Linked DNA regions of Homo sapiens: region 1 is linked to region 2. Evidence: read pairs that join two places in POLR2A ChIA-PET (ENCODE). Cell type or tissue: HepG2. All regions are shown on one strand. Links, peaks and the distances in the headings refer to the core of each region. The heading gives the core; the rest is flanking DNA.

Region 1 (5,334 bases), core at 335-5,334, 290 kb before region 2:
GACAAATACTATATGATTTTCCTTATATGAGATATCCAGAACAGTCAAACTCGTATAAACAGAAAGTAGAATGGTTGCTGCCAAGGGCTGGGGAAAAGAGGGAATGGAAAGTTGTCATTTAATGGGATTAGGGTTTGAATTTTGCAAGATAAAAAATCCCAGAGATTGGTTGCACAACAGTGTGACTATTACTTAGCTTAACACTACCCAACTGTACACTTAAAAATGGTTAAGACGGTAAATTTTTACGTTGTGGGTATTTTACTAAGCTTAATAATAATAATAATAATAATAATAATAATAATAATAAAATTCAGAGTGTGTGGCTGATTATTTAGCTGCACCTGGATCTTATATGTAAATTTATATTGAGCAGTTTTAGATACAACTTACAAATGTGTGTTAGAGTACACAATATTTCTTTTTTATTTTCTTTTTCCCCTGCAGAGCAGAGTCTTGCTCTGTCACCCAGGAAGGAATGCAGTGGCGCAATCTCGGCTCACTGCAACCTTCGCCTCCCGGGTTCAAGCTATTCTCCTGCCTCAGCCTCCCGAGTAGCTGGGATTACAGGTGCCTGCCACCACGCCCAGATGATTTTTGTATTTTTAGTAGAGATGGGGTTTCACCATGTTGGCCAGGCTAGCCTCGAACTCCTGACCTCATGATCCGCCCTTCTTGGCCTCCCACAGTGCTGGGATTACAGGTGTGAGTCACCGCGCCCGGCCAGAGTACACAATTTTTCAAAATTCTCTTCTGCAGGCAGGTGAACCATACAAGTTTGAAGCCCCTTAACACAGACAATTCTTGAAGAGCTGGCCTGTAAATGGAAGCTGAGAAATGGGTTAAGTAGCTGGAGGAAGATAGGGAGCCAAAAGAGACTCTTGTTTTTGGTTTGCTTTTGTTTTTAAGATGGTGGAAATGGTAGTGTCTGTGAGCTGAGGCCAATGATCCAGACAGAGGAAAAGTGATGGTGCAGAAGAGAAGAGCTCTGGGAGGGTTTTCAGAGCTGTGAAGGGCTTGGGCGTCGAATGCAGGTGGAGGTTCGGCCTATGGCAGGGCAAGACAGCTTTCATGCGAAATCACAGGTCGGAGGGCAGAACAGGATGGCCACCAGGCAAGCCACGCTACAAATCAGGTGGGTGCCTGGGGAAAGCTTGCAGAAGTTCTGGCCTGATTGCGTCTATTTCCTCAATAAAACAGCAACAAAGTTAGCAGCAGTGAGGAAGGATGGGGGAGCAGAGGGGGGAGCTGAGAAAAGAGAAAATGTAAAGTATTTGTTTAGAAGAGTGGAAGAGAATCCACTGGGAAAATGTAGTAGGGATGTAAGTCAGCATTAACCACCCATTTGGGGTTAGTGTCAAGAATTTATTGGGAATAGTCAGCAAGGTGGTGTGCCTTGCCCGGCAGACGCAGGTGAGGGTGGACAAGAGTTGAATTTAACCTGCTTGGGGTTTGGCAGGTGCGTACACCTATGGGTTCGAGTGGCAAGGGAGTTTAGACCGAATAATTAAAATGACGGAGCATGGACTTTATGCTGAGGAAGCAGAGAAACCGATGGCATAGGGATGGGTGGGGGGCAGTGAAAAGGCGGGTAGGATCAACGGATTGTTGTGTCCCTATGGGCTGTCGAATGCTGCGGCTGGAGTGTTGACTTTTATTTTGTAGATTTCAGCATATATACATATACGCTGAAATTATATATTACATGCTATATATGTTATTATATGTTATATATTATCTGCATATATACACACACATATTCCCAGAGGAAGTTAAACTTAACCTGGTCTCATATATACTACACATATAAAATATGTATATACACATATGTATGTATACACACATAGACATGTATACACACATATATACATATGTATATATAAAAATATATACAGATATTTTAAATTTCATATATATTTCCCGTCCCCTCCAAGAGCCCTTTCTGACCCCTGACCCCCTTCTTTAGCAGAACCCAAATGGTTTCCGTGGGTGGAACATCTCCCTGCGTTTCTGAGGACATCAGCGCACGTGGTTTCTTTCCCGGCCGCCGCAGCCCACTTGGTCGGTTTCCTCCTAGTTTTGGCCTGGTGCCCTCCCCGCGGGGCTCTGCCGGGTCTGCGGGTCGGGGCCGTCCGTCCTTTCACCCTGGAGGAGAGAAAGCAGAGATGGGAAGCTTGCGCGCTCGGGCGGGGCCAGTCCACCGAGCCCGACGAGGCTCGGACGGCCCCGGAGGTGGGCGCGCCTCGGCCGTTCCTCCGCGGCGGGGGCTGCTCCGGACGCCCCACGTCTCGGGCCTGGGATTCAGCCTGTGAGGTGGGGGCGGCCGGGGCGGCGGCTGCCGGGAGGGGCTCATTGTTCTGCCGGCCGCTTTGACTTCATTTTCTGCTTTTCATCCCAGGCCGGGACGGTTTAGAATGCAAATGCGGGCTGCTTTTGTAGCTGTGCGTTTGTCTGGGAGCCGTGCGTTTGTCTGGGGTGAGATCACAGCAAAAGGGTTTTGTTTGGCTTTTTAAATTCTTCTGGGGAGAGCAAAAGAAGCTGGAGGAGCGCTGGGCGCAGAAGACCTCCCGGGCGGGAAGGCGGGGCAGGCATGGGCCCAATGGGAGCAGCCGTCGGCTTCTGCAGGCCTGGTTTGGAAAGGAACCGGGTCAGAAGGGTGTTGTTGAACATTAACTCCTTGTGGCCTGGCGGATGGGGAGTTGGGGGTTTCCAAGCTGCTCACCCCAGAACATGCAGTCCACTAATACTGTATTTCGTGCTTCCTTTGTGCCACACCCTGGGGACATTTCCAAAGAGAAAGGTGACGTCCAGCCCTTTCACGTGACTGCATCTAAGTGTCCTCTGCCAGAAGTGGATATTCGGGCACTTCATCCTCACGACCCTGTGTTGTAGGTATTACTGTCTCCATTTTATAGATGAGGCAGTTGAGAGTTAGAACATCACCCAGATAGTATGGGACAGAGCTTTCTTGAGGCTGGGATGTGCCTTCAAAGCCCAGGCACTTTGTCACTCCAGGCCCACCAGGCCCTCGAGGGGTACCCAGCTTGGTAAGCAGGGAGAGAACGAGGGAAACTAAGAATGATAAGTCAGATTCAGAAGAGTGGTATCCAGGTAAATGCTCGAAGCATAGGAAGAAGCCAATGGAGTGTGTTTGTTTGTTTTTGAGAAGGAGTCTTGCTCAGGCTGGAGTGCAGTGACCCGATCTTGGCTCACTGCAACATTTGCCTCCCGGGTTCAAATGATTCTCCTGCTTCAACCTCCTGAGTAGCTAGGATTACAGGCATGCGCCACGATGCCTGGCTAATTTTTATATTTTTAGTAGAGATGGGGTTTCACCATGTTGTCCAGGCTGGTCTTGAACTCCTGACCTCAGGCGATCCACCTGCCCGGGCCTCCCAAAGTGCTAGGATTACAGGCGTGAGCCACTTGTGCCAAGCCTGTTTGTTTGTTTTGAGATGAAGTCTTGATCTGTCTTCCAGGCTGGAGTGCAGTGACGAGATCTCGGCTCACTGCAACCTCCACCTTCCAGGTTCAAGTGATTCTCCTACCTCAGCCTCCCAAGTAGCTGGGATTACAGGCGTGTGCCACCACAGCCAGCTAATTTTTGTATTTTTAGTATAGACAGGGTTTCACAATTTTGGCAAGCTGGTCTTGAACTCCTGACCTCAGGTGATCCGCCCCTCTCGGCCTCCCAAAGTGCTGGGATTACAGGCGTGAGCCACCGCGCCCGGTCTGTTTGTTTGTTTTTGAGTGACTCAGGGAAATATTCCCATAGGAGGTTAAACTTAACCTGGCCAGAGGATGAGAAGGGAGTAGGTTTTCCACAAGCACTGCTAGACATATCAGGTCCAGGGAGCAGCAGGTTCAAAGATGGATTCTGTACCAGAATCTCTGTACACAATTCTGGTACACAGAATGCAAGAACTAGAAGGCCCTTAGGAAGCTCCCACCCTTTCATTTTACTGAAGACGTAAAAGGAGACCCAGAGAGGGTAAGTAATTATTTAAGATCACAAAGCAAGCGAGTGACAAAACTGGAACTGGAACCCAGATGCTCTACCCTTTCATCTGTGGTATTTCTTAACTCAGTAGTCACACATACAATGTAAGCGAGTTCACACTTGTGTAGCACTTAACAGTGGGCCAAGTACTTGATATACTTTCCTCTCTTTTAGTCCTTGTAACAAATTCATGAGGTAGCCACTGTTTTACAAAGGAGAAAACTGAGACACAGAGAAGCAACTGACTCAAGATCACACTGCAAATCACGCCCTAGAACCCATGCCCTTTCCTACTCTGCCACAGCGCTGATAAGTAGGTAAGGAAAGAAGGGAGGCCCAGAGAAGGCAGTTACCAATTTTAAGATCATAAAACAGGCAAGTGAAGGAAAACCATTTCAATGTAGAAATTTTGACCCCTGTATTCAGATGAGGAAACGGAGACTCAGATGTCCAGTGACTTGCCCAAGAACACAGTGAGAAAGTGGTGGGCCTAGCATTGGAGACTATACCTGAGTTCTTTCTACTCTGTCTAGCTCAGCCCCCACCTTGGATGGAGAAGCAATCAAAGCTCCCCTTCCCTTGGTATCTTTCAGATCTTTTACAGATAGTCCTAGTCCTGGTCCAGGTGCATGTTCAAATCTCCTTCGCCTCCTGGATGAAAAATTACCTGCGTAAATGACTCACTGTGTGAATAGCTGGGCAGGGATCAGAACCCCCGTCTCCCTGCTGCCAATGTAGTGATTTTCTATACTCTTTGCTTTCCCTTGTTCAGCATGGCGTAAGGGAATCTGGATCACATTATCCCCCAGAGACCAAAATGTGAGTCGCTTTTGGCTCTTGGGGTCTTTTAGAGAAGCCACTTGGTGTAGCAGCTTTTTAGGTTTGCAGGATAAGAACTGAAGGGGCAAAGCTGGGTCAGGACAGCCTGCATTGGAGGCATGGGACCTGCTTGAACTTAGTTAGCATGTCTTTTTTGTTGTTGTGGTTGTGTTTTTTTTTTTTTTTTTTTTTTTTAGACGTAGTCTTGCATTGTCACCCAGGCTGGAGTGCAATGGCCCGATCTTGGCACACTGCAACCTCGGCCTTCCGGGTTCAAACAATTCTCCTGCCTCAGCCTCCCGAGTAGCTGGGATTACAGGTGCCCGCTACCATGCCCAGCTAATTTTTGTATTTTTAGTAGAGACAGGGTTTCACCATGTTGGCCAGGCTGGTCTCGAACTCCTGACCTTATGATCCACCCTCCTCGGCCTCCCAAAGTGCTGGGATTACAGGTGTGAGCCACCGCTCCCGGCCCAGCATGTCTTAATTCTGGGTGAAGAGTGAGGAGCAGACAG
Region 2 (5,377 bases), core at 243-5,242:
TAATATTCAGAAACTAGGACAATATAAATTAGAATAGAAGGTTAAGATCACAGAGAACAATACAACCTCGAAATGGAGATCATAAGGGAAGATACGACATTGAAATAATGAAATTACACAATTCATATCATTAACCAGTAGTCAAAAATGTCATAGTCATCCTTATATTTGACTAAGAGTTCATGGAATTATACACAGAACCTGCCACATGATAGAAATTTTGCGAATATTTCTTGAATGGTGTGAGAAAAATGAGCCTCCAAGAGGTGCAATGATTTGTGAAGGTCACCCAACTGGTTAGCAACAGAGGCCAGATTCAGGTTCTATGGCTCCTGATCCTAATTCGTCGCCCTTTTGAGGGATCACAACTCACACTTACTCAACAGGAGAAACGTACAGTATATGAGGCTTTTTATTTCTGGGATACTTCTATTGAGCTCCCCAGCACTTGAGAAGTGGGCATTGTTTCCCCGTATTGCAGATGAGAAGTGACTTACACAAGGTGACACAACTTATAAGGAACATAGTAAGCATTTGAATTCTGGTGGTTTCACTTTATGTCCAGTGTTCATTCCATCATAACCTAGGTCTTTCTCTTTTGCACTGTTCCCAAAGTTGCAAAACTAAAAATAAAAACAGAAATGCAGTATTTCCAAATTAGGGCATTAAACATCTATGGGTGATCTGTGAGGTGATATTTTCAACTTCTTATGACAGGGAAAGGAACTCAAGGAAGTCCGCTGGTCAGTAACTCTTGCAGACTCTTGGAACAAATGCCATGATATTTGCTTTAATTAAAGAGCATTTAAGTTCTGAATGTCCACTCAGGGCTGATTTCAGGCTAAGCCTGTGTGTCTTGGTGTGCAGAGCACGTGCAAAGGAGTCAAGAAATGCCCTTGGCCATGTCACCAGGGCTGCTTAGTGGCACCATCAATGCAGCTGTCTCCAACTGGTTATTCCTTTTCTTAAGGACACTGCTGGGGAGGGATGTGCTGATGTGTTTGTGTGTGTGTGTGTGTGTTTGTGTGTGTGTACTAGTGTGATTTTTTTTCCCCCAATGGCTGTCATGCGTTTTATGATCTTCACAGATGTAAGACTTCACCATGAAGAGAAGGGAGGGGAGAAAGGCTATTATTTGGGAGAGGGGGAGAATAGGTGAAATGGATGGGAGGCAGGAAGCAGAATTGTGTAGATTTAATTGGCCTCGTTTTATAGCAGTTAGCTCTGTTTTCACGGGGTAGCGATGAATAGGCCCATAACGGTGAACTGTTTTTCACTATTATTAGTCCAGGAGATGAAAGTTTCATTGTTATTCTTCCTTGGAGCTCAGGAGGCCACTCCAAATATTAACTCATTTTAGCCTCAGGGACTCAGAATTTCAGTGGAACCATTTGAACTTGGCTCAGTTTATAATAATGATCCCGTATGTTTGTAAAGTGATTCAGCTTACAAAGCATTGCACCATCTTATCCCAACTGCTGTTTGAGCTTCAAAATAATCCTACAAAGTATCCAGTGAAGATGATTATTCCCATTTTCTTAACAAGGAAACTGAGGCCCAGGGAAGTTAAATGGGTTTCTAGACACACAGGCAATACCAGACTTAGAAAGGAAGAAAAGGACACCACTATTTGCTGATTGTCAACTCTATGCCACCCACTGTGTTGAAAGAAGACTCTAAATCCCAGAGAGAGGTTTTATTTGGCCTGAAGTCATTCCATGCAGGACCCGCCAATGACTGCGGGGCTAGAATCAGAAACTGAGCCTGCTTGCCACTAAACTAGTGCTGCCTTCCACAAACTCTCTGTGAATCACAGCCATGGCGCAAGCTTTGAAGGGAGAAAGACGTCGGCACTGATTACCCCAAACCACTGACAAATCAAACATTATGGAAATCAGGACTCACCACTGAATAATAACTCACATGTGTAAGGCATTTGCAAAGGCGCTTTGCAGTCGATGCTTCTTTAACCCTCACAACAATCTTATGAGCTAGATAGTATTATTATTCCATTTCACAAATGAGGAAGAGGAGGCTCAGCAAGGGGAGTAACTCATCTAAGGCCACACAGTTAGTGGGTGGCAGAGCTGGAGTTCTAACACAGCCCTGTCTGACTCTTAAAGAGGGCCCCTGTTGAATTCCTGTTTCCCACAGGCTAATTCCTGTTTCAGTTAGGACATTTCTGTGGTCCTATGTCTTAAATTTAACCTACCCCCATCCTACCCTCATAACCTGCAACATAAAGTTCAAACTGCTCAGCCCAAAGTTCAAAATCCTCCAGTTTTTCAAAATCGTCTCCCTTTACCTTTCAGGACACACCTCAGACTCCAGCTATGTGCCAGTGGATGCTTTTTCTCTGACTCCCCCTGAGTCCCTGCTGCCATTGATCTTTGATTTTCCAGTTCGTTGTATCTAAAGCAGCATTTTCTTCCTGCTTCCTCTTTGAGTTCCTCTTTTAAGGATCACCTTCAATGCCATCAGTTCCATATACCCTTTTAGGACCCTGGTATTAGGTGTGCTGGACCCCTGTATGCTCTCTTATGGCCCAGATTGTAATGCTTCTCTTGTCTCCCTCATTCCTCCCCTGATCCCTCCTTGAATGACCAGGCAGGGTCTCATTGCTTCATCCTCAGACTGACCATGGTGACTGACACACATTGGGCACACAGTAGACATAAAATGAGCATTGTCTTTAGGTACACAAACACTGACAAGTACCATAATACGTAAGTGGCTTCGCATCATTCCTGCCCTTGATGTGGTAGAACTATTCAGGGCTTTGAAATCAGATCGATCCGAGTTCAAATTCCAGCATACCTACTTCTGCACTACGTAACCTTGGGCAATTACTTATTCGGGCCTCCTGATCCTCAGTTTTGTCCTCTGTTGAAATCATGACAGCGCCACCTTTCTTGCAGAGGCAGTAACTGTGAGATTGAATAAGACAGAGAACAAGCATTCAAGACAGTGCTTGGCACAAAGAGAGCGCTTAGGGAATGTTCATTGTTAGGCAGAGCTATTATTATTGTCGTAGTTTATAATATCTCCCAGCAATGAGATCGGATTTCCTTTGGATTTAGGAGTGCATGCAATTGTGTTGCTTTAGAGTTTACCTCCTTGCCTTGACTAACACTTTACTCTTCTGTTTCACTTCTGCCATTTCCCATGTTTGTATCACTGTTGCTGGTATTATGTATTTAGAGTTGTGGCTTCGTAAACTGTTTCTTAAAATATTCCTGTGCTCTAAGAGGCAGCATACTGGGGAAAGAACACTAGGAAGAAAAGAGAAGGGGAGACAGGGAACAGGGGTGGAATCTGTTCCTTAAGAAATCCACTTAACCTCCCTGGGACTTGTTTGTGTTATCTGCAGATTGAGGAATATTTGGCAAGACAGGGTGTAAAATCGCTTGCAGCTTCAATGCACTGCATTTAAAAACCTGTTACTTTCCTATCTTGAGACACCAAAATGCTCTTAGACTTGAAGATGACTATGTATGCAAGTGCATCCCTCCCACCCTCCTTCCCAAACAAACACACACACAAACACAAACACACCCCAAATGCTCTGAGAAAACCCATGGTTTTGTTGTTTGAACATGTTGTTTTCTTTAACCAAGTGGTTGTTTGCAAACGTTTTCTGATTGTAACAGCAGTGAGGGCACCTCTCTTAGAGAAGACTGAGTTCTTTCTCTTTGAAAGATGCTGTTTACTGAAATAAATTCCACCTCCTTCTTTGTTTGGCTTTTTCTTTGTAAACAATCAAAACCAACTGGCAAAGTCGGGGAGCTTGTTTTAGTCCATTGTGGCATCTGGCTTGATTTCTTTTTTTTTTCCTCCTAATCTGAAGTACAGACACTATTGTGAGCCCCAAATTCCTTTGCAAGAGGCAATTAGTTCCGTAAGCATTTACCAGTGGTGCACCATGCACCAAGCACTGTGGGGAAAAAGAAAGATCCTTTTGTTGTTGAGCTCAGGAACAAGGAGGGTCAGGGCTGGGAGGAGCATTAGAAACCATCTAGTCCAGGGTCCCATATGTGTTTTCACAGAATGCTTGTGCCATGAGTAGTGCCTCAGAAAATGCCTAGGTGGCTGATGACGTTGGAAGAAAATAAAAGGTATACATAGCTTACATAGACTCTAATCAGGATTCATAATGCACCTGAGTATATAAAAATTTCTGAAATCTGCAGTTTAAAAATTATCTTCAATTTTGCTTAATTCTGAGCCTACCAAATATATATGATGAGGTAACTGGTGTGCATGTACGTGTGCATGTGTAAGCATGTGTGTGTGGGTAACGCTAATTAACCACAGAGTGAATTTGTACCCAGGCATTTTGGATACAAAAACCCCACCCACTCCCTACTTCACCAGCTGTACCTGCTAAAAAGTTGGCAATCGAGGTGGAACCCACCAGCTGCATCTGGCTCACTCGCTTTTGGGGTTTGGCATTTGTAGTCTTAGAACCAGGATGCTTTACATTTTTGAACTATTTACCAACATTTAGAAGTTGGGAGTTTTCTTATAAAAAGCCAAGATTCTTGCAAAATTGGGAGATCTGGCAATACTGGGCCACAATTTATCATGGTGACAGCAGGAACACAGCTGTTCCCCTTGGAGAGCACACTGGCTCTCCAGCTCACCACATTCCTGCCCAGGTTGACTCCACTAGCTGGTGTCATAGGCTTGGTCCTTGTAGGCATTTGAGCTGACAACCCCTGGTTCAAAGCACATCCTAACGAGGCCATATCTTTTCTCCTTGTATTCTCTTGCTTTTCATTCTCAAGAGGTGATTGGTGTCTTTGATGAGGGCATCTTTTGGCAGATGAAACCCAATGGCTTCCTGACATAGATGAACCACTGGCTATTACAAGAAAAGAGAAAATATATTAAGAGTATATTTTGTGTTGACCTGTGTTTTTAGCAAGGATTTCCTTATTTAATCTTCGTAACAAACACAATGTGGGTATTAGGATACTACTTTTTGAGATAAATTGAAGCCCAGAGTGATAGGTATAACTTGCCCAAAATTATATAGTTTATAAGTTAAAAAGCTAGGGTTTGAATACAGAAAAGATGCTCTTAACCACTATACTACATTTCATAAAGAATTGTTTTACATAAGCAACATCATTTTATTTTTTGAAACATTTTATTTTGAACTAATTTTAGACTTACAGACAAGTGGAAAAAATAATACAAAGAATTCTGTTATCTACCTGTTCCACCTAATGTTAATATCTTAAATAACCATAGTACAATTATCAAGTGATGAAAATGAACATTTGGTACAATATAATTAACTCAACTACAGGCCTTTTTCTAATTTCACCCATTTTAACACAAATGTTTTTCCCTGTCTGTTCCAGGATCTTGT

Evidence for each region. Peaks named below come from ENCODE experiments on the same cell type or tissue, not always from the same donor. Only the 100,000 strongest peaks of a DNase experiment are listed, where the experiment ranks them.
Region 1: POLR2A ChIA-PET joins it to region 2 with 10 read pairs; 3 of 35 experiments call an interaction of 5 or more read pairs at or near these places.

The regions. Positions count from the first base shown.
Region 1 is chr1:56,474,687-56,480,020 of GRCh38, reverse strand. It overlaps LOC124904185 (a long non-coding RNA gene), which reads left to right. Exons shown (of 2, transcript XR_007066106.1): 1 at 1-1,135. Among named protein-coding and RNA genes, the nearest start is that of LINC01767, 62 kb to the right of the region's middle. RefSeq lists an enhancer at 2,319-3,092. In HepG2, for the core only: no CTCF peak of the experiment used is centred there; DNase peaks (open chromatin) are centred at 2,560 and 3,770; H3K4me3 peaks cover 907 bases.
Region 2 is chr1:56,187,610-56,192,986 of GRCh38, reverse strand. No RefSeq gene overlaps it. Among named protein-coding and RNA genes, the nearest start is that of LINC01767, 220 kb to the left of the region's middle. In HepG2, for the core only: a CTCF peak has its summit at 2,892; DNase peaks (open chromatin) are centred at 1,766, 2,746 and 3,956; H3K4me3 peaks cover 2,559 bases.